2 separate regions of the Homo sapiens genome follow, and region 2 is linked to region 1. A link is a loop called in an ENCODE intact Hi-C map of the cell type or tissue named here. Cell type or tissue: GM12878. All regions are shown on one strand. Links, peaks and the distances in the headings refer to the core of each region. The heading gives the core; the rest is flanking DNA.

What was found. A loop is a pair of places that touch in the nucleus more often than their neighbours do. Peaks named below come from ENCODE experiments on the same cell type or tissue, not always from the same donor. Only the 100,000 strongest peaks of a DNase experiment are listed, where the experiment ranks them.
Region 2: a loop joins it to region 1, with 4 times the contacts of the local background. A loop is called at or near these places in 1 of 110 quality-filtered maps.

Annotation. Positions count from the first base shown.
Region 1 is chr3:133,203,242-133,218,630 of GRCh38, reverse strand. The region is part of intron 2 of TMEM108 (transmembrane protein 108); the gene reads right to left. Among named protein-coding and RNA genes, the nearest start is that of TMEM108-AS1, 46 kb to the left of the region's middle. In GM12878, for the core only: no CTCF peak of the experiment used is centred there; DNase peaks (open chromatin) are centred at 6,980 and 8,480; H3K4me3 peaks cover 211 bases; H3K27ac peaks cover 269 bases.
Region 2 is chr3:133,129,906-133,145,294 of GRCh38, reverse strand. The region is part of intron 2 of TMEM108 (transmembrane protein 108); the gene reads right to left. Among named protein-coding and RNA genes, the nearest start is that of TMEM108, 99 kb to the right of the region's middle. In GM12878, for the core only: no CTCF peak of the experiment used is centred there; DNase peaks (open chromatin) are centred at 7,114 and 8,744; H3K27ac peaks cover 506 bases.

The sequences.
Region 1 (15,389 bases), core at 5,036-9,035:
TTTGAAAAAATTCAACATCCTAACATGATAATAAAAACTCTCAATAAATTAAGTATACAATAAAAGTAACTCAATGCAACAAAGGCCATATATGACAAACCCACAGCTAACATATGCAACAATGTAAAATTGAAAGCTTTTCCTTTAAGATCAGGAACAAGACAAAGAAGCCATTACTGTCACTTCTATTCAATATAGTACTAGAGTCCTAGCCAAAGCAGTTAGGCAAGAGAAAGAAATAAAAGGCATCCAAACTGGAAAGAAAAAAATTAAATGTCTCTGTCTGCAGATGACATAATATTATATATAGAAAACCTTAAAGAATCCACCAAAACACTGTTAAAACTGACAAATCCAGTAAAGTTGCAGAATACAAGAAACAAACACACATAATTAGTTGCATGTCTATACACTAACAACAAACTATCTAAAGAGAGCAATAAAACAATCCCATTTGCAATAGTTATAAAAAAATACTTAGAAATAAATTGAACCAAGAAGATGGAAGACCTGTACACAGAAAACTACAAACTATTAATGAAAGAAATTGAAGACATAAATAAATGGAAAGACATCCTATGTTCATGGATTGGAAAAATTAATGTTAAAATGTCCATACTAACTAAAGAAATATACAGATTCAATGCAATTCCTATCAAAATTCCAATGACATTTTTTACAGAAAGAGAGAAAACAATCCTGAAATTGGTAATGAACCACAAAGACTCCAAATAGCCAAAGTAATCTTGAGCAAAAAGAACAAATATGGAGGCATCACACTACCTGACTTCAAAATACACCACAAAACTATAGTAATCAAAACTGTTTGGTATTGACATAAAAACAGACCTATGAAACAGAACAGAGAGCCCAGAAATAAATCTGTGCATTTATGGCCAATTGATTTTTGACAAAGATGCCAAGAACACATTAACAGGGAAAGGACAATCTCTTCAATAAATGGCATTGGGAAAATTGAATATCAACATGCAGAAATAATGAAATTAGACTACTATGTCACCAATATATAAAACTCAATTCCAAATAGATTAAAGATGTAAATATAAGACTGAAACTGTAAATCTACTACTAGAAGAAGACATATGGGAAAATCTCCATGACATTGGTTTGGTCAATGATTTTTTGGATATGACCCCAAAGCACAAGCAACAAAAGCAAAAATAAACAAATCAGATTACATCAAACAAACAAGCTTTTATACAGCAAAAGAAACAATCAACAGAGTTATGAGACAATCTATGGAATGGGAAAATGTATTTGAAAACTGTGCATATGATAAAGGATTAATATACAAAATATATAAAGAACTCAACTCAATAGTAAGAAAACAACCAGATTAAAAAATGAGCAAAAAAACTGAATAGACATTTCTCAAAAGAGGATATACCCATGGTCCAGAGGTTCATGAAAAAATGCTCAACATCACTGTACACTAACAACAGAGAGATACAAATCAAAACCACAATGAGACATCAACTCACATCTGTTAGAATGGCTATTACCAAAAAGATCCAAGATAAATTTTGGCAAAGATGTGAAGAAAAGGGAACTCTTGCACACTGTTGATCGGAAGGTAAATTAGTACAACTATTATGGAATACAGTAGCGAGGTTCCTGAAAAAATAAAAACTAAAACTACCACATAATCCATCAATCCCACTACTGGGTATATATTCAAGGAAAATGAAATCAGTATGTAGAGATATGCACGTCCATGTTCACTGTAGCAATATTCACAACAGTCAAGATATGAAATCAACCTAAGTATCTGTCAACAGATGAATGGTTAAAGAAATTGTGGTATATATATACACACAATGGAATACCATTCAGCATTTAAAAAGAAGCAATTCCTGTCATTTGTAACATGGATAAACTTGGAAGATAGTAAGTGAAATAAGCCCAGCACAGAAAAACAACTACCATACGATCTCACTTATACGTTTAATCTAAAAAAGTTGAACTAATAGAAGCAGAGTAGAACGGTGGTTACCAAGGGCTTGGGGAGAGGGAGTTGGGGAGACGTTATTTGAAGGATACAAAGTTTCAGTTAGGACAAATAAATTCAAAAGATTTATTGTATAACATGGTGACAATAGTTAATAATAACATATTGTATTCTTGGAAATCACTAAGAGTAGATTTTAAGTGTTCTCACCATAAAAAATATGCAAGGGAAAGCATTTGACCACACATATGACATAGTGGCACAGGTGGGGACTTCACTGATTATTAGCACAAGAGAAACACAGGGATATGAGTAACCTGGACCATACCTTACTTAAGGAGAGTGAGCCTAATAGAACCTTGCTTCTCAAGCTTAAGTGGGACAGTCATATATCACTTGCACTGAGTCAGAAGGAATACTTCTCAATTTCATAGAACACTAAAAATGTTCTAATTAAAAATGTCTATGGTGTCAGAAAATAGCCATAAAGAGCCAAATGAAAAGCTCTGATATTTGATATGCAGATTGACTTGAAATGACAAGTACATGAAGAGCAAGTAAGGAGGAACAGCCAGGAAATCTCTGGGGAAAAAAAAACAAGGTGGTGTGGGGGCAACTGCTGGCCTTATCAGATACTAAAACATACTCTAAAGCCTCTATAAAGCATTTGATATTGGCACACGAGTAGGCCCAATGATATATGAAAATTTAGGATTGATAAAGGCAGCATATCAAATCAGTTGGGGAAAATATAAGCATTTAACAAATGTTGAGATACTGGTTGAGCAATATGGAAAATGGTAAAACTATACTCATTCCAAACACCATACCGCAACTTAAATTCCAAATCGATCAGATATTTAAATGTAAAAAAGCATAAAAGCACTAGGAAAAAAAATACAGGTATATTCTACTATTATTTGTGAGTACAGAAGCTTTGCTAATTCTGACTCAAAATCTAAAGCAATAAGGAAAAAGACTGATAAACTTTATTATACATATAAATTCAGTAAAAATACAAAGCAAAAGTAAAAATGAAAAAAACAAAAACTCTTCAACTTATAACAGGCAAGGGGTTAATATCCCTAAAATTTCTTTGTAATCCCAAAATAAATACTTGCAATGCTTTCATGGTCATTAGTGGACACGCATAGAGTGGCAAAAAATTTCAGTCAATCAACGCATACATTCCCAGCTTAAGATGAACAAGGTGATGCTCCATCTTTCTTGTTTCAGCTCTTTACTGGAAACAAATGTCCTCTCCATGGACTATTTAGTGCTTTTTTTTTTTTTTTTACATTTTTATGCTTTTGTGTTGGTGATTTTACTATTAAATATGGCTTGCAAGCAAAGTGCTGAGATGCTGTTTAGTGTTTCTAAGCACAGTAAGTTGTGATGTAGCTTTTACAGAAAATGCTGTAGATTAGCTTCATTCAGGCATAAGTTACAGTGCTGTTGGCCATAAGCTCAATGTTAGTGAATCAACAATACATACTAAATAAGGTGTCTTTAATCAGAAACACATAAAAGAAGGGTACATACTGATCAGTTGATAAAAGTTTGTGAGAGGCTCAAAGGAAACTAACCTTCTATTTCTCTTATGAGAAATGGTTCCAAATTAGATAATTCAACATTCATGGAGACTATATACAATAGCAGCCCCCAACCTTTTTGGCACCAGGGACCAGTTTCGAGAAGGACAATTTTTCTACAGACCTGGGGTGGGGGACATGGTTTTGGGATGAAACTGTCCCACCTCAGATCATCTGGCATTAGATTCTTATAAGGAACATGCAACCTAGATCCCTCACACACACAGTTCACGATAGGGTTCCTGCTCCTATGAGAATGTAATGCCACCACTGATCTGACAGGAGGTGGAACTCAGCTGGTAATGCTCCCTCACCTGCAGCTCACCTCCTGCTAATGCATCCTGGTTCCTAACAGGCCATGGACTGGTACCAGTCTGTGGCCCAGGGGTTGGGGGATGCCGGTTATATAACGTAACTAACATGAATAACAAGAATTGACTGTAGTTGAATTGAGATTTAAAATATTTTGTGAGACAAAGCGTGATGATAACCAACAACCTAGGCCAATAGTAGAGCTTAGAAAAGACAGAACATGAGATTTCCGTCTCCCTAGGAAAAGAGAAGATTCGATTAAGTTGGTGGCCAACGTGCCTGAGAGAACCCTCAGGGAAAATAAAAGACTAGGAAGGTTGAGATATAGAATATAACCCTTCCTTTGGATCTAGTTCCTTGCAGTGGGGGCGGGGAGGACAGAAGTGACTAACATCACAGATTTGTGAGGAGATTGAGAAAGGAGCATATGCCTGCTTTACAGGTGGGGACATGGACACCAAGAAGTCAAGGTCTTTGCTCAAGATCAAACCTATTATCTATGTGCCTGTAAACTAGTTTCTTGAGCTCTGATCCTTGAATTTCCTGTAATAGGGGTAAGAATGGTACTAGATATACTTGCTGCAAAGATGGAGACAAGGCATGTCAAGCACTTGGCCCAGGGCCAGGTACACAGTAAGTTCTCTGTGCAAGTTAGCAACTATCGCCCAGTAGCAGAATGCAAGACAAACTGGGCCAGAGCTCAATTTGAGAGAGTTGTCTCTGTTAATTGTGATTCCCCGAAGCCAGAAATGACCCAAAGGCTTTTGGGCCATTCCCCAAATAGCCCCTTCTGTTAAATCTAGTGTCATATTAAAATTGGATTTATTAATTACTCTTAGGGGTATAAATTGAATTTTAAGGGTCTTATTTATAAGTTATACTTCTGCCTTCTTTAAAAGGAATCTGAGGAAGCTTACAACTAGATGCAACTTGAATAACAGAATTAATAACACACCAAAGCACAATAATGACTCCAGGAAGAAAGGTCCAAAACAATGTGGCAAAAGGGAGGATTAATTTTACCATAAGATGGAATGGGACAATACATTTCCCTTGGAGCTTCCTGGAAATGAAGGCAAAAAGGATAGCTAGTATCATTTGTTTCTGGCTACATAAACAGAAGTACATTTTTTATTTTGTTCAGAAACACAAACTTCATCTGTCACTCACTGCAAAGAAAAGATCATTAGACAGATCTTTTGACAAACATTAGCATCCTCAATAGCAGTTTTATAGAATATGAACAGAATACTCTTGTTTGGCTACTCCTGATCAACCCACAATAAAAACTAAAGTCATTGTGCTAAGTAGTAATTCAGGGAAAGCATTTCAATGAGTAGTGCAAGCACAATGGCAGGCCTGCCACTTAGTAGCTTTGCTCTGTGACCTTGGGTAAGTTACTTAATTTCTCTGGAGCCTCAACTTTCTCATTTTTAAATGGGGCTGATACCTAATTAGAGCACTCCTAGGGAATTAAATGTACTAAAACACCTACCATGTGTCTTGCACATCATATGTCTCTCCCTTTCTCCTGGGCTAATAATGGTGTACAGACATGCTGCTTTTGGTTATTTGCAAGAGACAGAACTGGGAAAACAGAAGGAATGAATATTCATCATGTTATCTCAGGGCCTGAGCATCTTGTTCCATGAGCAACAGGTAGGCAAATATGAATGTCTCTCAGGCTTTTTTATAGCATAAGTCACAAATGAATGCATGTGTCCACAGGGCTGGGTTTGGGTTATAATGGCATTTTTAGTCAAATTCTTTTGATACAGATGCTTTGCATATTAAACGCAGGAATATCCTTCACTTCCATAAAGAAACAGTTGTTCTCTCTCATTTTCTTTCTCTTCTTTCTTTCTTTTTTTTTTTCCTTTTTTTTTTTTTTGAGACAGAGTCTCCCTCTGTCACTCAGGCTGGAGTGCAGTGGTGCAATTTCGGCCCTACTGCAACCTCCGCCGCCCGAGTTCAAGCCATTCTCATGCCTCAGCCTCCCGAATAGCTGGGATTCCAGGCATGCACCACAATATCTGACTGATTTTTGTATTTTTAGCAGAAACAGGTTTCGCCATGTTGCCCAAGCTGGTCTTGAACTACTGACCTCAGGTGATCCACCTGCCTTGGCCTCCCAAAGTACTGGGATTACAGGCATGAGACACCATGCCTGGCCGTTCTCTCTCATTTTCCTTGAAATCTGTGCTAGTCCTAGTCTATCTTTTAAATTTTTATACTTTGTACAAGAAATATTTCACTGTCCTCTGAACTTATGATCAACAGTGTGGGTACAATTACAATAACTGTCACTTTGTGGCAGTTCTGTGAGATTACAGGGAGTATAATGAACTAGAAAACAAATGGGAATAGTGGTTTTTTGACTCACACCAAACAGATCTTTTCTATTGTTTTTCTTAAGAAAACAGAAAATTCTCTCAAAAATTTTCTCCTAAGTTTTTAAGAAAAGTCAGAAATCCGGATATTTAGATGGAATTTCCCTATTTTAAAATGCTGACAATTAATTCATGTAGGCCAAGACTACAAGCCAGATGAAAGAGGACTGTGTAATTCCTGATTTAGAGAGGCTTTCATAATTCAGAAATGTACATGGGCACTTTTCTAGAAAACTGAGGAGCAGAGTGCCTGTCCCTGGAGGGATTTATACTGAGGCAGGAGGCAGAGCAGATCCCTCCCTGCATTCTGCAAGTCCTCCAGCCAGCCTGGAGTCTAGGCTATCACTCAGGATATTTTCAAGGGGGAAAAAAATCCCACCTGTAATAGAGCTCCTTTCTGCTCTTCTCTTTCATATTTCCCTTTCTAAAAAATAAAATAAAATAAAATAAAGGAGGTTGTCAGTTCCACCAAGATGCAGAATTCCAAACAAAAGAGAAAAACTGTTAAATCTCCTGCTAAGGAAAAGCCTACAAAAGGGAATCAATTAATGTGAATTCTACTTGAGGACTCAGAAGTAATTGCTTGAGTGCTCCTCAAGAAAGGCTGCTGGAGTCTATTTGCATTTGTTGAGGGAGGGTGTTCTGCTCTCCACAGCCACTGAGGTCAGCAATGGGGTAAAAATAGTACCAGGAGTTTGAGGCTTATTAGAATGACACAGAACCTCCTTCTTCCGGCATTAAAGTGAATTAGGATCATTTATCTCCTTTGAGGAGACAGGAAGTTGCTTGTGCAGGGTGAAGAATACGTATCATACTTCCCTTTTTATGGTTTTGGTGTTAAAGACTGAATATTGAGGTCAGGGAATTAAATGATATTGTAGAGATGCCAAATACTAAAGGAGCATGTTCTATCATTTTGACTGCACTGCTTATGAAAAAGATTATTTCTTGTACACAGCAAACTCATTCATTTTTCTTTTTTCTTTTGCAATGCCTGAAAAATATCTTCAGAAATTGAATTCAGGGACCTAAAAATTATGTGTATTTCCTTTGGGCAGCAGTCAATTTTCCTGAAAGATGTGCTGATGTTTTTACAGTAGAAAGGGAGGTAAGGTCATAGAAAGTAGGCACAGTTCTTACCAGAACGTTTTACATGTGAAAAGAACATTTAAACCCAAGAGGCATGCTTTGAAGAGGCAATACACTTCAGCATGTGAAATTATTCATAATATTATAGTCATTAATAAATTTTAATTTTTTGCTACCAAGTGGCATGTTGATTAAAAATTAGTTAATTTTAATTTTTACCTTTAACCTCAAATTTGCTTTTCTGGGGCCTCATTCCCCGTTCTTAGTTCCTCTCATTCCACTTGAATCCACATAAAAACTTCTTTAAGTCTTAAGCTAGTATAAAGATGGTTTTAATACGTGTTTCTGGTTTAATCTTTCAAAATACATCATTTATGTCAAGTGGTTCCACAGGGTTGGCAGGCAGTCTGTTGAATATACAGCTGGAATAAAAATTACAGTGAAATGGAAAATACGTGAGCAAGAGTAGGTTGGGCCAATATTAAACAGACACAGCTATCATCTGAAGAGTATGAATTAAGTTCACTGTTTGGACTTGTGCAGGAATGCTTAGTCCCACAGTGAAGTTCATGATATTCCGAACATTTTGAATGAGTTTTATCTTTATGTCTTGCTCCAGGAAGCATGCATAAAATAATACAATAGCTTTATATCATTATGTTGATAATTCTACCTTGCTTTGATGACTGGAAGGCTAGAAGAAATATCTGAAAGTACCAAGATTGGTAATTTCCCAAACTAGCTGATGGCCAGAATCTACTTCAAACATATATCCCTAGGTCTTTCCCTTAGAAATTCTGACTCCCAGGTTATGGGATGGAGAAATTTTAAAAGGCTCCCAATATGGCTATTATGATCAGCAAGTCTTGGAATCCAAAAACCTAATCTAGCAGTTCTTAATGCTGAGTGAACACTAGAACAATGACTGAACACTAGAACAATGGAGGAACACAGCAATGCTTATGCCATGCTACATCCCAGATTAAGGAAATCAGACTCCCTGAAGGAATGTAGGAAGCTTCCAAGTGATTCTACTGTATAGTTGGGTTGAGAACCAGGAATCCTTACTCCATCCTCAGAGAGTACTAGAGCCACAGTGAGGCCAGGCCCACTTATTCTCTTCCCTGAAAGTGACAGTTTTACGAGAGATGGAGGAAGTGGGATGATAAATGAAACCACATTTGCAAGTTATATTCAAAACAGCAAAGGAGTGAGTCAGTGTTTCTTAAACATTTGGATCCAATGCCTTTCATGCAATTCAAGTTTTAAGCAACATGAGCTTTTGGTGATCTTTCACCCAATCTCTAACTCTGATAAGCCTCTCACTTGTCCCTACTGCTTGATTCATAGGGATGTCTTGAAGAATAAGGAGATAGTGACTGAAAAGGAGAGAGATGAGGTTCAGGGAAGTGAAGAGGGTGTGGGAAGCCACCCCCAGACTATGAGCTTGGCATGAAGCTGAAACCACCCTCATCTCTAAATCATTCATTCTCAGGGTAGAAAAGTGCTCCTTTTCCTGAAGATGGCATTCATAGAGAAGATAGACTGAGAGAAAACAGTTGATGCTGCAAATTCTGAGTGGGGGCAATGGAGGAGAGACTACACCAAAGGAACCTCCTTCCCCGCTGGGGACCATAGCCAACTGCACAGAGAAGCGGGGCAGGAAGATGCAGTATACACAGCAGTAAGCCAGGAGATCCATTTTGGAAAATACTGAGTGCCACAACTTAACATGCACTGTGCTAATAGGAGGGGCTGGGGCTGAGAATAAAAACAAATGAGACATGCTCCCCATCTTTAAGAGCTTGCAGCATGGCATGGAGAGAGACTATCTTGTCAAAAACCACTCTATAGACAGCTTTGCCTATGTATTTGTCTAATGCACTTGTATTAGACAAGGTATATCATAGCAAATTATATTCTAACAAATTAGAAAATGGGGCAGGCATGGTGGCTCATGCCTATAATCCCAGGTCTTTGGAAGGCCAAGGCAGGAAGGCTGCTTGAGGCCGGAGTTGAGACCAGCTTGGCAAAATAGCAAAACCCCATTCCTTAAAAAAAAAAAAAAAATTAGCCAGGTGTGGTGGCCTGTGTCTATAGTCAGAGCTACTTAGAAGGGGCTGGGGCAGCAGGATCCCTTGAGCTAGTTTGAAGTTTCAGTGAGCTATGATTGTGCCACTGCACTTCAGCCTGGGCAACTGTGAGACCCTGTCTCTTAAAAGCCTTACCCTTCTTGAGTCTCAGCATTACTATCAATAAAATGGGTACAACGTCTATACTGCAAGATAGTTTTGAGAATAAAATGACACGAACATCCACACAAAGTCTGGAACGCAAAAGTACCAGAATCATGCCCTATTTTCTCTTTAAAAGAAAAGTTGTTATCTTCTAGAGTAGGAAGACAAGGTTTCTGAAGGAGGTGGAAATTCAGCTAAACCTTGAAGGTTAAGAGTGATGGAAAATGCAAAGGCACAGAGGTAAGACAGTGAGGCAGGAGTTTGAGAATGAGTACATTAAACAACAGGAGATCTACCACTGGCTGCTGTAAAAGCCTTCCCCAATACAGTTTTGGATGTAATGTGACTGGCTCTCCAGCTTCTGAAAGAGTTGGGCCAATGTTCTTGTCTTCTAGAGGAGGGGAGAATATATTCAGGAGAGGACAAGACTGACAGGGAAGTAGCTGGTGGTAGTTGGAAATCAGCAAGATGGGAGCTGGGTCCCCAAAGCACAATCTTCCCAAATCAATAGAAGAAATAAATGCCTACTAACCATGGGATAGCTGGAAGCCCCAGCCAGCTACAGGATCCAGAATCATCCCCATCAATGTTTACACAGCTTTAGATGACTAACACTAGATGGTGGCAAACCCAAGTTTACACCTGGATAGATCTGGCTCCTGCAGCTAGATCCTCAGAACTCAAGGCTGGCTAACTATGTAGGCTGGCTTTCATCATTCCATTAACTTCACAGTAATGTTACCACGTGGTCTACACAAGTGGTTCTCAAAGTTTGGTCCTCAGACCACAAGCAGCACCCAGGAGCTTGTTAGAAATGAAAATGATCAGGTTCTACCTCAGACCCACTGAATCAGAAACTCTAAGGGTGGGGCCCAGTAATCTGTGCTTCAACAAGCTCTCCAGGATGTATACTAACGTTTGGGAACCCCTGCTTTACACACAGGAATTTCTGGGCCTATTATGCCATGGCAGGGTTTTACTGTACAACTGTGACCTTGGATAAATAATATACCTTTATATAGGACCAACAAAATGAAGAAAGAGGTAGCTGGAACAGAAAGATCTATCTCCAAGGTCCCTTTCAATTGTAACATGCTATAATTTATTAGTTCACCAGTGGGGGAAATGTTTACAGCTCATTAGTTCAAACAGATGGGTAGTGTTGGCATTTGTGGATCTTGTTGCATGCATTGAGTGTGGTATGTTTGAATTCTAATGGCTAATTTTAACATGCTACACATCTTCATTATTAGACTTATTAGGCTATTAATGTTAATGCTATATGATTGACCCCCATATGGAGGGGAGCATTAAAACATGAGCTTTGTGTGAGGAAAACCAACAATTTAATTGCAATGAATTTCTTGTCTCTGTTGTGGTTACATATAACCATTAAGAACTAGACCTTTCACTGAATTAAAATTCTAAACAAAGGCAGTCAGAATTGATTTAAATAATTAAATCCTGGAACAACTACTTTCAAATAAACCTCTCATCCAGAACCTAAAAAACTTTACGATGATAGCCAATACTTACAGGTAAATCAAACATGTAAGCCACTTCGCCTGACAAATCAGCTCAAATCAGAGGTCCAGGGGAGGGCTGGCAAGATGGCCAAACAGGAACAGCTCTGGTCTGCAGCTCCCAGTGAGATCAATGCAGAAGGCGGGTGACTTCTGCATTTCCAACTAAAGTACCTGGCTCCTCACTGGGACTGGTTAGAAAGTGGGTTCAGCCCATGGAAGGCAAGCAGAAGCAGGGTGGGGCGTCACCTCACCTGGGAAGTGCAAGGAGTCAGGGAACTCCCTCCCATAGCTAAGGGAAGCCTTGAGGGACTGTATCCTGAGGAACGGTGCATTCCAATGCAGATACTATGCTTTTCCCATGGTCTTCGCAACACCAGGGCCCTGAGGCTTGAGTAGGCGGGTTTTTCCCCTCACATTGTAAACAAAGCCACTGGGAAGTTCAAACTGGGCAGAGCCCCACCACAGCTCCGCAAACCCTCTGTAGCCAGACTGCCTCCCTAGATTCCTCCTCTCTAGGCAGGGCATGTCTGAAAGAAAGGCAGAAGATCCAGTCAGGAACTTATAGATAAAATTCCCATCTCCCTGGGATACAGCACCTGGGGGAAGGGCCGGCTGTGGGCCCAGCTTCAGCAGACTTAAGTGTTCCTACATGCCAGCTCTGAAGGGAGCAGTGGATCTCCCAGCACAGTGCTCAAGATCTGCTAAAGGACAGACTGCCTCCTCAAATGGGTCCCTGACACTTGTGCCTCCTGACTAGGAGACACTTCACAGCAGGGGTCGACAGACACCTCATACAGGAGAGCTTCAGCTGGCATCTGGTGGGTGCCCCTCTGGGACAAAGCTTCCAGAGGAAGGAACAGGCAGCAATCTTTGCTATTCTGCAGCCTCTGCTGGTGATACCCAGGCAAAGAGGATCTGGAGTTGACCTCCAGCAAACTCCAATGGTCCTGCAGCAGAGGGGCCTGACTCTTAGAAGGAAAACTAACAAACGGAAAGGAATAGCATCAACATCAACAAAAAGGATGTCAACACAACAATCCCATCCATAGGTACCAACATCAAAGACCAAAGGTAGATAAATCCACAAAGATGAGGAAAAACCTGCCCAAAAAGGCTGAAAATTCCAAAAACCAGAACACCTCTTCTCCTCCAAAGGATCACAACTCCTCGCCAGCAAGGGAACAAAACTGGATGGAGAACGAGTTTGACAAATTGACAGAAGTAGGCTTCAGAAGGTGGGTAATAACAAACTCCTCCGAGCTAAAGGAGCATGTTCTAACCCAATGCAAGGAAGCTAAGAACCTTGATAAAAGGTTAGAGGAATTGTTAACTGGAATAACCAGTTTAGAGAAGAACATAAATGACCTGATGGAGCTGAAAAACACAGCACGAGAACTTCGTGATGCATACAGAAGTATCAATAGCTGAATTGATCAGGCAGCAGAAAGGATATCAGAGATTGAGGATCAACTTAATGAAATAAACTGTGAAGACAAGATTAAAGAAAAAAGAATGAAAAGGAATGAACAAAGCCTCCAACAAATATGGGACTATGTGAAAACACCAACCTATATTTGATTGGTGTACCTGAAAGTGACGGGGAGAATGGAACCAAGTTGGAAAACACTCTTCAGGATATTATCCAGGAGAACTTCCCCAATCTAGCAAGACAGGCCAACATTCAAATTCAGGAAATACAGAGAGCACCACAAAGATACTCCTTGAGAAGAGCAACCCCAAGACATACAGTCATCAGATTCACCAAGGTTGAAAAGAATGAAAAAATGTGAAGGGCAGCCAGAAAGAAAGGTCGGGTTACCCACAAAGGGAAGTGCATCAGACTAGCAGCAATCTTTCAGCAGAAACCCTACAAGCCAGAAGAGAGTGGGGATCAATATTCAACATTCTTAAAGAATTTTCAACCCAGAATTTCATATCCAGCCAAACTAAGCTTCAGAAGCGAAGGAGAAATAAAATCCTTTACAGACAAGCAAATACTGAGAGATTTTGTCACCACCAGGCCTGCCTTACAAGAGCTCCTGAAGGAAGCACTAAATATGGAAAGGAAAAACCAGTACCAGCCACTCCAAAAACATACCAAATTATAAAGACCATCCACTCCACAAAGAAACTGCATCAACTAATGGGCAAAATAACCAGCTAGCACCATAATGGCAGGATCAGATTCACCCATAACAATATTAACCTTAAATGTAAACCAGCTAAATGCCCCAATTAAAAGACACAGACTGGCAAATTGGATAGAGTCAAGACCACTGGTGTGCTGTATTCAGGAGACCCATCTCATGTGCAAGGACGCACATAGGCTCAAAATAAAGGGATGGAGGAAGATTTACCAAGCAAATGGAAAGAAAAAAAAAAAGCAGCAGGGGTTGCAATCCTAGTCTCTGATAAACAGACTTTAAACCAACAAAGATCAAAAAAGACAAAAAAAGGGCATTACACAATGGTAAAGGGATCAATGCAACAAGAAGAGCTAACTATCCTAAATATATATGCACCCAATACAGGAGCACCCAGATTCATAAAGTAAGTTCTTAGAGACCTACAAAGAGACTTAGACTCCCACAAAATAATAGCGGGAGACTTTAACACCCCATTGTGAATATTAGACAGATCAATGAGACAATAAATTAACAAGGATATTCAGGACTTGAACTCAGCTCTGGACCAAGTGGACCTAACAGACATCTACAGAACTCTCCACCCCAAATCAACAGAATATACAGTCTTCTCAGGACCAAATCACACTTATTCTAAAATTGACCACATAACTGGAAGTAAAACACTCCTCAGCAAATGTAAAAGAATGTAAATCATAACAAGTAGTCTTTCAGACCACAGTGCAATCAAATTAGAACTCAGTATTAAGAAAGTCATTCAAAACCACACAACTACACAGAAACTGAACAACCTGCTCCTGAATGACTACTGGGTAAATAACAAATTTAAGGTAGAAATAAATAAATTCTTTGAAACCAATGAGAACAAAGACACAATGTACCCGAATCTCTGGGACACAGCTAAAGCAGTGTTTACAGGAAAATTTATAGCATTAAATGCCCACAGGAGAAAGCAGGAAAGCTCTAAAATTGACACCCTATCATCACAATTAAAAGAACTAGAGAAGCAACAGCAAACAAATCCAAAAGATAGCAGAAGACAAGAAATAACTAAGATCAGAGCAGAACTGAAGGAGATAGAAACATGAAAAACCCTTCAAAAAAAAATCAATGAATCCAGGAGCTATTTTTTTTTTAAAGATTAACAAAATAGCTAGACTGCCAACCAGGCTAATAAAAAAGAAAAGAGAGCATAATAAAATAGGTACAATAAAAAATGATAGAGAGGATCAGTCACCACTGATCCCACAGAAATACAAACTACCATCAGAGAATACTATAAACACCTCTACACAAACAAACTAGAAAATCTAGAAGGAATGGATACATTCCTGGCCACATACACCCTCCCAAAACTAAACCAGGAAGAAATCAAATCCCTCAATAGACCAATAACAAGGTCTGAAACTGAGGTAGTAATTAATAGCCTACCAACCAAAAAAGCCAATGACCAGATGGAGTCACAGCTGAATTTTACCAGAGGTATAAAGAAAAGCTGCTTCCATTCCTTCTGAAACTATTACAAACAATGGACAAAGAGGGACTCCTCCCGAACTCATTTTATGAGGCCAACATCATCCTGATACCAAAATCTGGCAGGGACACAACAAAAAAAGAACATTTCAGGCCAATATCCCTGATGAAGGTCAACGCGAAAATCCTCAATAAAATACTGGCAAACCTAATCAAGCAGCATATCAAATAGCTTATCCACCATGATCAAGTCGGCTTCATCCCGGGGATGCAAGGCTGGTTCAACATATGCAAATCAATGAACGTACTCCATCACATAAACAGAACCAATGACAAAAACCACATGATTATCTCAATAGATGCAGAAAAGGCCTGTGACAAAAATTCAACACGCATTCACGCTAAAAACTCTCAATAAACTAGGAATTAATGGAACGTATCTCAAAATAGTAAGAGCTATTTATGACAAACCCACAGCCAATATCATACAGAATGGGCCAAAGCTGGAAGCATTCCTTTTGAAAACCGGCACAAAGACAAGGATGCCCTCTCTCACCACTCCTGTTCAACATAGTATTCGAAGTTCTGGCCAGGGCAGTCAGGCAAGAGAAAGAAAAAAAGAGTATTCAAATAGGAAGAAAGGAAGTCAAACTGTCT
Region 2 (15,389 bases), core at 4,959-8,958, 73 kb after region 1:
CAGAAATAACACCACACATCTACAACCATCTGATCTTTGACAAACCTGACAAAAACAAGAAATGGGGAAAGGATTTCCTATTTAATAACAGGTATTGGGAAAACTGGCTAGTCATATGCAGAAAACTAAAACTGGACCCCTTCTTTACATCTTATAGAAAAATTAATTCAAGATTGATTAAAGACTTAAATGAAAGACCTAAAACCATAAAAACCCTATAAGAAAACCTAGGCAATACCATTCAGGACATAGGCATGGGCAAAGACTTTGTGACTAAAACACCAAAAGCAATGGCAACAAAAGCCAACATTGACAAATGGGATCTAATTAAACTAAAGAGCTTCTGCATAGCAAAAGAAACTATCAGAGTGAACAGGCAACCTACAGAATGGGAGAAAATTTTTGCAATCTATCCATCTGACAAAGGGCTAATATTCAGAATCTACAAGGAACTTAAACAAATTTACAGGAAAAAAACAAACAACCCCATCAAAAAGTGGGCGAAGGACATGAACAGACACTTCTAAAAGAAGACATTTATGCAGCCAACAAATATGAAAAAAAGCTCATCATCACTGGTCATTAGGGAAATGCAAATCAAAAGCACAATGAGATACCATCTTACACCAGTTAGAATGGCGATCATTAAAAAGGAAACAACAGATGCTGGAGAGGATGTGGAGAAATAGGAACACTTTTACACTGTTGGTAGGACTGTAAATTAGTTCAACTATTGTGGAAGACAGTATGACAATTCCTCAAGGATCTAGAACTAGAAATACCACTTGACCCAGTAATCCCATTACTGGATATATACCCAAAGGATTATAAATCATTCTACTATAAAGACACATGCACACGTATGTTTATTGCAGCACTATTCACAATAGCAAAGACTTGGAACCAACCCAAATGCCCCTCAATGATAGACTGGATAAAGAAAATGTGGCACATATACACCATGGAATACTATGCAACCATTAAAAAGGATGAGTTCATGTCCTTTGCAGGGACATGGATGAAGCTAGAAACCATCATTCTCAGCAAACTAACACAGGAACAGAAAACCAAACACCGCATGTTCTCACTCATAAGTGGAAGTTGAATAGCGAGAACACATGGACACAGGGAGGGGAACATCACACACCAGGGCCTGTCAGGGTGTGGGCGGCTAGGGGAGAGACAGCATTAGGAGAAATACCTAATATAGATGACAGGTTGATGGGTACAGCAAACCACCATGGCATGTGTATACCTATGTAACAAAGCTGCACGTTCTGCACATGTACCCCAGAATTTAAAGCAAAGCAAAATAAAATAAAATAAAATAAAATAAAATAAAATAAAATAAAATAAAATAAAATAAAATAAAAGTGAGCCTTCCTTTCCCTTGTAGAATGTTCGTAACTTAGAGTATCAGAGAAGAGAGGAAGCAATGCAGGTCAGGGAAGTAGAATGAGTGAAGGCAGAGAAGGGCATGTGCTGGGGCTGGCGAGACACCAGCGTGGTCAAGGCTGAGCATGGAGTCTTTGTGTACGAAGGAAACCATATTGGCTGTCTGGCCTCCCCTGCAGCCCATTTCAGTGCAGCAGATTTAGAATCTACCCAGGGGGCTTAGGAGAATTACACACCTAAATCTGTTTCTGCCTTCTTGGGTAATTGGCTTCATCTCTCTGTACCTGTTTCCTCATCTGTAAAACAGAATTATGACATCTTTTCGCCATACAAGGCAATAATAAAAGGCAAAGGAATGAAAAGATTAATGCAAACTCTTATGCTTCATAAGCAGTTTTGCTTCTGGAGCTGTTATGATAAAATTAAATGATGCAATTGAAAATGACCTATACAAACATAAAGCACTCTTTTTTTTTTTCTTTTTTAAACAGCTCCAGATGAATGCACTGTACTTTAATATCCTGGGGAATATGAATTGAATACATTAATCTATGAAATCTGGAAATAAGTCAGATCTAAGCATTCCCATTTTAAAAGATTCAGATTAGGTACACCAATATTCCTAATACTGAATATATCTAAGTAATTTATGTGATATTAATTCCAAACCCAGAGCTTCCTTTCAATTCACCCCTGGAATGTAAACTCCCTGCAGATAAGCCCATGCCTCAAGGACAGTTTTGGATTTTTCAGAGGCCAGAGCTCTGGGTATGAACCAGTAATTCCTTCAGCACCATACACTTGTTTCTTTTTTCTATGTAGTTTTTTTGCTATCTATGTCACATACACAATTTTATCAGCATGGATAGAGAAGGGGTATAATATGGGTTAAAAGTACACTGGAGCCAGACCATCTGGATTCAAATGCTGTTTATGCCACTTATTAGGTGCATAATCTTGGGCATATTCAAGATATAACCTCTTCACACCTCAGTTTCCTCATTCTGAAAACTGAGAAAATGACAACATACTACAACTAGGGCTGTTGGGAAAATAATTGAGACATGTAAAGCATTTAGAACACTGTTTGGAACATAGTGAGAACTTAATAAGTGTTAGTTATAATTATACTACACTAACAGCCTTATCAAGTAGAATCCCTAATGAGGGGGCACAGATTGTGAGTTAAAGTATTAGCAGGTGTTTTATTATCACACTTAATCACATGGGGAGAGGAGAAAAGTAGAATCACTAATACTTGTAAGGCCTGATTTCTAGAACGAACTTTATGCCTGGGATGTGATGTTTTAGGGAGCAGGGACATGTGGAGTGTGGAGTGTGAAACCGTGCTCCAGGATAGCAGCAGCCTGGTGCAGCCTCCTGCCTCTACTTCCCAGCACACACATCCACCCTGAGCAGGTAATGTTCTCACGGACCTTGACAAACATACTTGCTCTTGTTCCTCCAGCTGAGCTGCTCTCCTCATCTCCCCTAAATATGCTGAATGCTGTCCATCCTCAAATGCTGTTTCTATCCCTGGCTCCTCAGCACCCTTCCTGTCCGTAGCTAGTCTCATATTCTGCTTTTAACTCTTTTTATGTGTAAGTTGAGAAATTCACTGTTCCAAATTTAACTTTTACCACATTATCCATGTACATGGATTATATTATATTAGGTGTGTTCACCTAACAGGTTTGTGAATTCCTTAAGGACAAAGTCATATCTTACACAAGCTTATTTTGTATCTTTTCAGCAGCCGTTCTTAACTGGGGACAATTTTGCCCCCCAGAATATATATGACAATGTCTGGAGACATTTTTGGTTGTCATGATGGGGAAGGGGAGTGCTACTGAGATCTGGTGGGTTGAGACTAGAGACCTTCCTAAATACTCAACACACAAGACAGCCTGCCCCTCTTCTCCCCATAACAAAGAATTGTCTGGTCCAAAATGTTCATTGTATTAGGGTTGAGAAATCCTGTCCAATAATACCAAGGACAGTGGGAAAATGAGATTCATTCCAATTACATGATTTTTTTCTGTAATGTCTTAATGGGCCAAGCACTAAGTTTCAACTTCCATTCCAGGGTCATGTCCACTAACCCAAGGTCCTTTCTTTTTATTAATAGCAATAATGATAACCATGAAGATAAAAGTGGATATATTTTGTTTTATATTGTTTGGGCCTTGTGGTATTTGTGCCAGCAGCAGGGACTGTTCAATTGTCATTATGAATAGAGACAATGACATCTCCTTGGCAAAGGGTAGACCACACAGGTCAGTCCCTGGCTTACACTTCATCCAGTTACATGCTCTGAAAGCCTTTTACCAGCAGGCTCATCCCACCTTACTTATCTGAATATTAATACAGCCCATCCCATGGACAGGTAGCGTCTGAGGTTACTTTTTCTGCTCTTGCCCAGGTATATCTAAGGTGACTGAAGTGGACTCCTGCATACCACCTGCTTATCTCCTTGCAGTTTTCTTTTGCCAGTCCTGCCACACTTGCCCCATCCCTGTGAATGAGGTTTATGTCTATGTTCCTAAATGAGTTCTAGTACAGCCCTATAGTTCAGGTCCTCATCCTTTATCTCTGGCTCTCAGCAAGCTTCACTGACCTGGAAATGAACCTTGCTCTCAGTATCCAAGGCATCAGCTGTGGGCCTGCTTCAACCACAATGGCCCTGCTGGCACCATAGCTCTGGAAACAACCTAACCATTAGAGAGATCTGTGCCCAAAAGAAATGAGACTATTTGGCCTCAAGATCTCCTGAGTATTAACTTTACCCCTTAAATGGTATGATTTTAACCTTTATTTTAATAATTTAGATTCACAAAAGATATGAGCAACATTACTATGATTTGGTAGGCCGGATCCTTTTGGAGTGAACCTCTATAGTCAGTACCTCTCCCCTAGTCTACTGTGGCATGCACAGCCATTTCACTGCCAAAATGGAGCCCATGCTTGGCACACATAAAATTTGAAGGAGAGGGGCATGTGCACATATTTTAAAATTTTTTAAATCACAATATATAATTATTAAAAATTAGAAAATAAAATAACTTTTGATTAGAATTATGACTAGTTTCTATCCCATTCTTAGAGCCAGACTTCATTTTAATTTTCTGTCTTCTGGTACTGTGATATGTTTCTATCACTCAAATGTGATTAAGGCTTAAGACTTCTTATGGAGTACAGAAAATAGAAGGGAATAAATGACTACTTTGAGATCACGGCAACCAATTTGGTACTTAATTTCTGTTTTGTGAGGATGGTTTTAAAAGACTCTTTACCACAACTGTATCCTGCCTAGACTTTTTCTCAAAAAAAGATCTTATAAATTTGCCAGATTTATTGAAGTAAAATATTATCCAGCAGAATATCTTCTTTCTAATCAATCTGTCCTCTGAATTGCAAAATTCACAGGACACAATTCTTCACAACTCTACCATTCAGGATAATGTCTGTTGATATGATCTTTCAAATTACCAACAGATCATCAAGGAATATACATAGCTGACTGTGTTCATTAAATCAATATGGTTTAGGGCCAAGTCATGGTAAATTGCACCTGCAGGGCTCGTAGGAGATAATAGAAGAGACTCAAGATGTTTACAACTATAATGTCTATGCACTAATCTGAAGTCAGAATTGTAAAATAAGTTTTAAAGAAAACTTATAAATTATATGAAAAAGAGGTGGGATTTCTGGAATGGCTTAATGAGGAGCTCGGCAAATCTTTTCCCCAAAGGGCAATGATAAAAGTGGGCACAGTTGTCAAAAACAACCAAATTAAGATTCTAAAAACTGATCAATGGCATATAACAAATTGAAAAGGATTTATAAAGAACACCTACTGAATCTTAGTAACAACAGTGGAATCTGTGACATCTTCCCCAGAGACTGCTCCTATCCTCTTCCCCCTCACACCTTAGGCTCCATTACCTGAAAGTCCTACCCCAGCCTCAGCAGATGAGGAAGACTATGTGGGCTGGCAGCTCACTGCCCTGCTGGAGGGGGCTGACTATATTTGGAACAGGGCATGGAAAACAGTGCCCAGGGTACTATCAGAAATAAGAGATGTCACAGTGGCAAGCAATCAGGACAGCCTAACATCAAGGCTAGCCTAGGTTTTGATACTGGTTGGAACGAGCAAACACAAAATGGCAGAGCAGCCAGAAATTTAATAAGAAAATCCAGGGAAGGAAAGAACTAAAGACAGCCTTTTAAAGATCCCCTTATCTCTAAAGGTATACAAGGCTGGGCAAATGCTTAAAGCTGTGCGTACACAGGAAAGACCAGACAGGGCTCTAGAGAACTACCTATCCTTTGCTGATTTTCCCCTAGTCATTGGGTGTCTAGTACATCAAATGATAACTGAATTCACTTATAACTATTTTCTGGAGTTACAAATCATACACTATGGGTCATCTATATCACTTCCTTTATTACACAGATGAGAAACACAAGGCCTCTGAACACTTTAAGAACAAGAGTTTCTAAAAAGTTAGTAGAAAATCAACAGAGGTTGTTTTTTTCTTGCAAATTTGTTTAAGTTCTTTGTAGATTCTGGATATTATCCCTTTGTCAGATAGATAGATTGACCCAGCAATCCCATTACTGGGTATATATCCAAAGGATTATAAATCATTCTACTATAAAGACACATGCACATGTATGTTTATTGCAGCACTATTCACAACAGCAAAGACTTGAGACCAACCCAAATGTCCATCAATGATAGACTGGATAAAGAAAATGTGGCACATATACACCATGGAATACTATGCAGCCATTAAAAAGGATGAGTTCATGTCCTTTGCAGGGACATGAAGCTGGAAACCATCATTCTCAGCAAACTAACACAGGAACAGAAAACCAAACACTGCATGTTCTCACTCATAAGTAGGAGTTGAACAATGAGAACATTTGGACACAGGGAGGGGAACATCACACACAGGGGCCTGTTGGGGGGTGGGGAGCTAGGGGAGGGAGAGCATTAGGACAAATATCTAATGTAGATGAACACGGGTTGATGGGTGCCACAAACCACCATGGCATGTGTATACCTATGTAACAAACCTGCACATTCTACACATGTACCCCAGAACTTAAAGTATTAAAAAAAAAAATCAACAGAGGTTAGTACAAATGGCCCCTGCAACTATGCCAAAATCCACTTAACTGCAAAAAGGTGGCATAAAATTAACAAACAAAAATTGGTCAGGTAAGTTAGAACTTATCTGAATACACGGTTATACATGAACTTCCTCAACCTTTGGCAGGGATGTCCAATCTTTTGACTTCCCTGGGCCACACTCGAAGAAGACAAATTATCTTGGGCCACACATAAAATACACTAACAATAGCTGATGAGCTTAGAAAAAAAAAATCACACACAAAAAAATCTCATAATGTTTTAAGAAAGTTTATGGATTTGTGTTGGGCCACATTCAAAGCTGTCCTGGGCCGCCGCATGCAGCCCACAGGCCCTGGGTTGGATAAGTTTGATAGTCTCTCTTCCTTTTCACTCCTTTTTCTCCTGTGAAGTCTTATAAAGGAAGAGACTAATATGGGTTCTCCAGAAAGTCATTCCTTGTGGGGTAAGGTGATAAACTCTACCTTGGAGAATGAGTCACACCTGTTCTGTAAATGGTCATTGCTTGTAACCAATCCTCCCACTTTCTGTTCCTCTTTTTCTCAACTCCGGATTCCTAGTTCTAGATCTTCATTTTATTTTCTTTGTGGGTGACAACCTGGCTAAAAATACTCTACTCTTTTGGCTGGGTATCTACAAGTCCCAGGGAAAACAACCATGAATAGATATAAGCTCCAGTTCCAATTGCCATCCAAAACTATTAACATTTTAATCTGTATAACACAACTTGTTTCCATAACAAAAGGCTATCCATTCATGTTCTCAAGCCCTCTTATTGTAAATTCTGCTTGTTCAAGCAAGTGATTTTAAGTTCTCTTGGAGACGACAGAACACTCCATGTAAATTAAATGCTGTTTTCCCCTAAGCTTTGTAGAATGCAGGAAGCCACTTTGGATGGGCACCAAGGAGACCTGCTCCCAAGACAACCTTTATATGTTCCTTTCCTGACAGCTCAAGCTGTCCCATCCTTGGCTGTCCCATTTGGCCCATCCGTAGCCTTTAGTCAATTTTAAACCACTAGGAAAAACAAGGACCAAATCCTTGTATTTGTACAGCTGACATCTTTGCTGCTGAGAACCTTGTGTAATCTATCCTTGTGACAAGGATAGCCAGAAACTGTAATAGTTTAAAAACATATCTGACAAATGGTCTAACAGGCAGTCAAGAAACAGTTCAAAGCAAAGAATGAAGTAGGGCTGGCTGCTGCACCGTGGAGTGAGCCCCTTCAGATGTTTTCCTTCCTTTGTTACTTGAAGACAGCATCTGGGGATAGAAGGCTGGGAATCTGGGGCAGGCGTGACAGGATGGTGTTTCGATCAAGGGATAACACCTGGGTGAAACTAATTCATCATGGAAACCTCATCTGCTCTTTCAAATTAGAAAAACATACTGAAAGATGACTGACGGCAGCGTGGTATAGATTTTGCCAACAATTACACTGGGTTTGAACGGTAGTTGCCATGTGCCTGCTCAGTGACTTCGGATGGCGTCTTTAGTCTCTGAGCATCTCTGAGTTTCCTTTATTGCACAATAGATTAAATGAGATAATTTAGGTACAATGCCTAGCATTGTTCATGCGTTCACATATGTCACCACTTCTCACTTTCTGCCTTACTGATGCCAACCAGAGACAGGTGCTAGTGATAAACACCGTCTCTATGCAGATGTAGGAATACAACTTCTTATCATAACTAATTTCTAACAACAACAACAACTACAAAAACTCCAGGACTAATTCTGCAATTTAACAACTCAAATTCTATCTTTCAGCAAGGATGAAATGATTAACTTTTACTTGACACTTTTCCTCCTGAGTCATTTCTTTGATCCAATATTTTAACAGCAGCTGAGCGACACAGCAGGATTCCATGGATCAGCCACCACCAACCACACAAAAGGCTAGGAATTATTTCAGATCAGGATGCTGCCAGAGCACAGCTCCCCAAATAAAACATTTTATAGTACAATTTTTGTTTTCAAAACTCCCTGACCAGCTCCCTTTCCTCTGCCAAGAGATGCCTGGATGTGACGGGATCCTCTTCCTACCCAAATCTGGAGCACTCTGTGATGGCACCAGGTAAAAGGTGATGCCCTGTTCAGGTTTCAGGCTGACACACCACACCTGCTGTCAAAACTACTTCACACCCTGGTGGGAAGAAGCTCCTCTCAATTCTCAGTAGTGCCCACTGCAATTATTACATGTGAGTAAATAATAAGTCACAGAAATACTGTGATGACTCACACATCAAAAAGAAAGCCCTAGTCTGGGCTTACAGGCCAGGAAGCAATCTCCAGGGGAGAATCTGATCTTGCTAGCTAAAAAGAGCAGGTAGGAAGCATAAGCCCTGCAAATACTTTTCTAATTAAATGAAGTATGTTTTTCCCTCCCCTCTTCTCTTGCCCTGTCTTCCTTCTCTCCTGTCTTGACAGATGCTCTTAGACAATCTGGGTTACATTTGTCAGCCTGAAAACAGTGCTAAGATAAAAACAGACACAAAACAAGAGGTCCTACCAGTCAAGAGCAATCAGTGCTCAGAAGCAATAATTTTGCAAAACACAGTGAAGGCAGGACTACATTTCAAGTTTCTGACTTAAAATGTAACTGCACCCCAACTATTATTTAATTACACTTTATTGCAGAAAATAGACTTTGCATCCTGAAACCCAGATCTGTATTCCAATTCAGAAAGTAAAAGAAAAATAGTAATGACCACAACAGCCAAATATAATCAGAAAATGTCGCAGAGTTCTCAGCACATAGATATCCCCCCTAACATCTCAAATATTAATTCTTCTAAAACCAACGCACCATTTGTCCTGAAGCACATAAAACGTTTTATGCTACACATTAAACTCATCATCTCTAATGCCACCCTCCCTCCACTCCCAAACAAGAGCACTCCTTCCTGTGCTTTCAAGCTTGCTGGTCCTCCAAATTAGAGTCCCTGGAGTACATCCTCCAGTGCTCTACACTTTGAATCTGTTAAGATTTTACCGCACGAATGTCTTTTAAAATTTCTTTTCTTCTCTTCATTATCCTTGCTTTGCCTTGCTTTAGTTACTCAGCTTCCTCTCAGGTGACTATTGCAGCTCATGGCTCTCCATGCAGTCACACAGTTTACCTCTAAATAATGCATCTAATCATGCCAGTCCCCGGCCTAAAACCTCCCCCAATTCCCTGTTGCATTCAATTTGGCATTTAAGGCTCGTCACAGCCCACCATCTAGCTAATTCACCTCTCTAGCTCCATCTGGCACCAACCCGCGCCTAAGCTCCAGCCCACTGAGCTGATGAATGTTCCATGAATATACTCATAGCCTTCCATAATTTAATGTACACTTATTGTTCCTGAGACGCTCTCCTCACTCTCTAGAGTTAGTCTCCCCTCTCTGTGCTCTCAACACTTTGTCCTAACCTCTAATTTTGTACTTAGTTTACATTGCAATTACATATTGTATGGGAGTGAGCCTTATTTATCTCTGTTATCACTGATGTCTATTACGGAGTTTGCTATTAGAAGAGAGAAAGACCCGCTAAAGGAAATTCTAAAGTACGTACTGCAGAAAGAAAGAAAAAAAAAAAAACGATAGCAGATGAAAACCTCGAAATGGAAGAAAGTAACAATGAGAGAAGATATTGATAAACAGATGGGAAAAGAAAAACATTGTTTAAAACTATAAGAAAAATGTGTAATTTGTGGAGGAAAAATAGAAAAGCCAGAGAGATATGTCTTTGAATTTTGGAGCATATTCAAATAGAGATTTTTTTTTTAAAGGATGCCTGTTAAAATAGCAGGAGCAGCTACTAAGGAAGCAGACAGACATAGAGCAAACAACCTCTAAACAGGTAGGGGGGACTTGGAGTGAGGAAGAAAGACTTATCAATTCAAAAGACAGCAAGATGGGTATGCGAAGGCAGACAGAGTAGTATAATGGATACTACAGACTCAGAAGCGGGGAGGTTGGGATGGGGGTGAGGGATGAAAAAATACCTGCTGAGTACAATGCACACTATTCAGGTGACAGTTACACTAAATCCAGACTGACTTCACCACTCTACAGCTCATCCATGTAGCCAAAAATACCACTTGTACTCCTAAAGCTGTTGAAACAAAACAATCTTTTATCATAAAAATAATAATAATTTAAAAAAAAACAAGAGACAGCAAGAAGAGAGGGGGAAAGAAATAGCGTTAATAAGCACCCCTATTACTCAGGAAATTACAAGCATTTTAGGAGCTCTGTGTCAGAAACTGAGGGCAGTGACCAAATATATATTTCTTATTATATCACACATGGCAATTAAGAGAAATAGACAAATCCATCACCAGAGGGAGAAACTGCAGTACAACTCTCCTAGTAATTGATAACTTCAGCAGATAAAAAAAGGTCAGTAAAAAGATTTAAATAGCATAATTAACTTTTAGATGTATAGAACATATATAGAATATTGAATACAATAATTAGTGAAATATTAACTCTGAAAACTGACTAAGCTATAAAGAAAACCTCAATAAATTGCAAAGGACTGATATACCAACATTCCCTTACAATGCAATATTAGAAATATATTTTTAAAAGATAACTAGAATGCACAAATGTGAGATTTTATACATATATATATAATCTATACTGTATATATATATAGAATAGTATTCAGCTTTAAAAAAGAAAACTCTGAGGCAGGGAGCGGTGGCTCATGCCTGTAATCCCAGCACTTTGGGAGGCTGAGGTGGGTGGATCACGAGGTCAGGAGATCGAGACCACCTGGCTAACAAGGTGAAACCCCGTCTCTACTAAAAATACAAAAAATTAGCCAGGGGCAGTGGCAGGTGACTATAGTCCCAGCTACTCGGGAGGCTGAGGCAGGAGAATGGCGTGAACCTGGGAGGCAGAGTTTGCAGTGAGCCGAGATCGCGCCACTGCACTCCATCCTGGGCGATAGAATGGCGTGAACCTGGGAGGCAGAGTTTGCAGTGAGCCAAGATTGCACCACTGCACTCCATCCTGGGTGATACAGCGAGACTCCGTCTAAAAAAAAAAAAAAGAAAGAAAAAAAAAGGAAAAAAAAAGAAAACTCTGCCACTTGTGACAACATGGATGAACATGAACATGGAGGGCATTATGTTAAGTGAATAGGCCAGGCACAGAAAGACAAATGGCATATGATCTTCCTTACAGGCATACCACAGGGATGTTGCAGGTCCAGTTTCAGACTACCATAATAAAGTGAATATCACAATAAAGTGAGTCACACAGATTTTCTGTTTCCCCAGTACCTATAAAAGTTATGTTCACATTACTGTAGTCTATTAAGTGTGCAATAACATGTCTAAAAAAAGTACATACCTTAATTAAAAATAATTTATTGCTAAAAATGCTAATGATCATCTGAGCCTTCAGTGAGTTGTAATCTTTTTGCTGGTAGAGGATCCTCAATGTTGATGACTGCTGACTGATCAGGGTGGTGGCTGAAGTTTGGGGTGGCTGTGGCAATTTCTTAAACAATAAAGTTTGCCACATTTTACCCACAGAACTTCTTTCAAAATTGGAGTCAATACTCTCAAACCCTGCTGCTGCTGCTGCATCAACTAAGTTTATGTAATATTTTAAATCCTTTGTTGTCATTTCAATAATGTTCACAGCACCTTCACCAGGGTGGACTCCATCTCAAGAAACCACTTTCTTTGCTCATCCATAAGCAGCAACTCTTCATCCCTTCAAGTTTTATCATGAGATTGCAGAAATTCAGTCATATGTTCAGCCTCTACTTTTAATTCCAGTTTTCCTGCTATTTCCACTACATCCGCAGTGACTTCCTCCACTGAAGTCTTAAACTCTTCCAAGTCATCCATGAGGATTGGAATCCACTTCTTACAATCTCCTGTTAATGTTGATATTTTGACCTCTTCCCATAAATCACGAATGTTCTTAATGGCATCTAGAATGCTGAATCCTTTCCAGAAGGATTTCAATTTACTTTGCTCAGATCCATCAGAAGAATCACTATCTATGGCAATTATAGCCTTATGAAATGAATTTCTTAAATAATAAGACTTGAAAGTTGAAATTATTCCTTGACCCAAGAGCTGCAGAATGAATGTTGCATTAGCAGACATGAAAACAAGAATCTCCTTGTACATCCCCCTCAGAGCTTTTGGGTGACCATGTGTATTGTCAATGAGCAATAATATTTTGAAAGGAATCTTCTTTTTCTGAGCAGTGAGTGTCCACAGTGGGGTTAAGTCGTTCAGTAAACCATGCTATAAACAGATGTGTTGTCATCCAGGCTATGTTGTTCCGTTTATAAAGCACAGGCAATAATAGTTTAGCATCATTCTTAAGGACCTTAGAACTTTTAGAATGGTACATGAGTATTGGCTTCAACTTAAAGTCATCAGCTGCATTAGCCCCTAACAAGAGAGTCACCCTGCCCTCTGAAGCACTGAAGCCAAGCATTGACTTCTATTCTCTAGCTATGAAAGTCCTAGATGTCATCTTCTTCCAACAGAAGCCTGTTTCATCTACATTGAAAATTTGTTGTTTAGTGTTTAATGATCTTAGCTAGATCTTCTAGATAACTTGCTGCAGCTTCTCCATGAGCACTTGCTGCGTCACTTGGTACTTTTCTGTTATGGAGATGGCTTCTTTCCTCTTACCTAATGAACCAACCTCTGCTAGCTTTCCATTTTTCTTCTGCAGCTTCTTCACCTCTCTCAGCCTTCAGAGAGTTGAAAAGAGTTAGTACCTTACTCTGGATTAGGCTTTGGCTTAAGGGAATGTTGTGACTGATTTAATCTTCTCTCTATATATTATCTATCTATCTATCTTCTATATATTCTCACTCTCTCTATATATATCTGAATCACTAAAACTTTCTCCCTATCAGCAGTAAGGCTGTTTTGCTTTCTTATCATTTGTGTGTTAACTGGAGTAGGACTTTTAATTTCCTTCAAGAACTTTTGCTTTGCATTCCTAACTTGTCTCGCTGATGCAAGAGGCCTAGCTTTTGTTTTGGCCTTTAGGCTTTCAACAAGGCTTCCTACACTTAGAGGCCATTTTAGGGTTATTAATTGGTCGAATTTAATATTGTTGTGTCTCAGGGAATAGGGAGGCCCAATGAGAGGGACAGAAGTAGAACCGTTGGTTGGTGGCATAGTCAGAACACACATAACATTTATCAATTTGCTGTCTTATATGGGCATGGTTCACAGTGCCCTAAAACAATTATAGTAGTAACATCAAAGATCACTGATCACCATACGAGATATAATAAAATTTAAAAGTTTGAAATATTGTATTACCAAAATGTGACACAGAGACATGAATTAAACACATGCTGTTGGAAATAGGTGTTGATAGACTCGCCCAATGCAGGGTTGCCATAAACCTTCAATTTATAAAAATTGCAAAACACAATAAAGTGAAGCATAATAAAATAAGGTGTGCGTGTACTAAGTTTGTAAACGTTGAGAAATGTGTCTTGAATAATAATTTCATCTCCAAAAGAGGAGGCAGCAGCTGCTGTAAAATGCTGAAACAACCCCTTCAGGAAACATTCAATCTTAAGTGCAATTGCCTTCCCTTTTTAGTTTTAAACGGAAAAGTTTCTATACAAAGCTGTTTACATAAATATTCAGCTGTTTACCTCTGCACACAAGGTAGAAAAGCAGAAACCTGATGACAATTCAGGAACACTAAACAGACACCAGCTCAAAAATGATGAAAAATTTAGGGAAAGACTCAACCATCTACCACATTAGCCTAATCCATTGGTATTTCATAAGTAATTTCTTTTTAACAGTAGATAGAGTGTCATAAATTTTCAGATAATTTTCTTGAAAAGTATAAGTTATGTCAGTTAAATTATAATGGATAGATTATATTCCATTTTAATGCCAATATGCTCCCTTGGTCTGAAGAGAAAGGCCCAGAGATGCATCTGGTTTGGGCACCAGCACATTACCTGCAATCTCGTTTATCTGTGTAGCAGTCTATATCTTCCAATAGTGGCCACTGCAAGATTGTGAGAAACTTTTCACTTCCCTATCAAGAGATGGAATCTATTTCTACTCCCATGGAACCTAAGTGGCCTTTGTAACTGCTTCAGTTTAATAGAACATAGTGGAGTGATGCTGTCTGATTTCCTAAGGTAGATCATGAAAGGTTCCTGCTTTTTTTTCTCTTGGGTCATGTGCTGAGCAGTGAACTGGTACAGAAGTCTGTCTACCCTGAAGCTATCATGCTGGAGAGACCACAAACAGAGATGCCTGAGGAGCCCAGCTGTCTGTCTTCCCAGCTAGGCTCCAGACATGTAAGTGGGCTAGCTTCAGATGATTCTAACCCACAGCCTCTAGGCCAACCCAGCTGATGCTGAGGCGAGCAGAGATGAGTTGTCCCTGCTGAGCCCTGGCCAGATTGCAGATTCATGAGTCAAATACACATGGTTGTTGCTGACATTAAGTTTTGGAGTGGTTTGTTATGCAGCACCAATTAACTGGAACAGGAGGGACACTGAATGCAAATGTCATCCCTTCATCTACCCAAAGGATAAAAGACAGAACCACAAGCCCAAACAACAGGATTTCTTAAAAACCAAAATGATAGCACTGTATTTTACCCAAAAAGTGCAAGCACCACTTCTGAAAGTTAAATTTGACTTAAGATTCACACACCTTTTGCCACTCACCAACAATGCCGATTAGTGGATATGTATGTAAATGTATTATTTGCAAAAAAGTCCTTTAATATTTTTGCTTTTAGTCTTCAAAAGATCGCTGATGCAGGTTAACAAGCAGAGGCTGTTAACCTGCATCAGCGATCTTTTGAAGACTAAA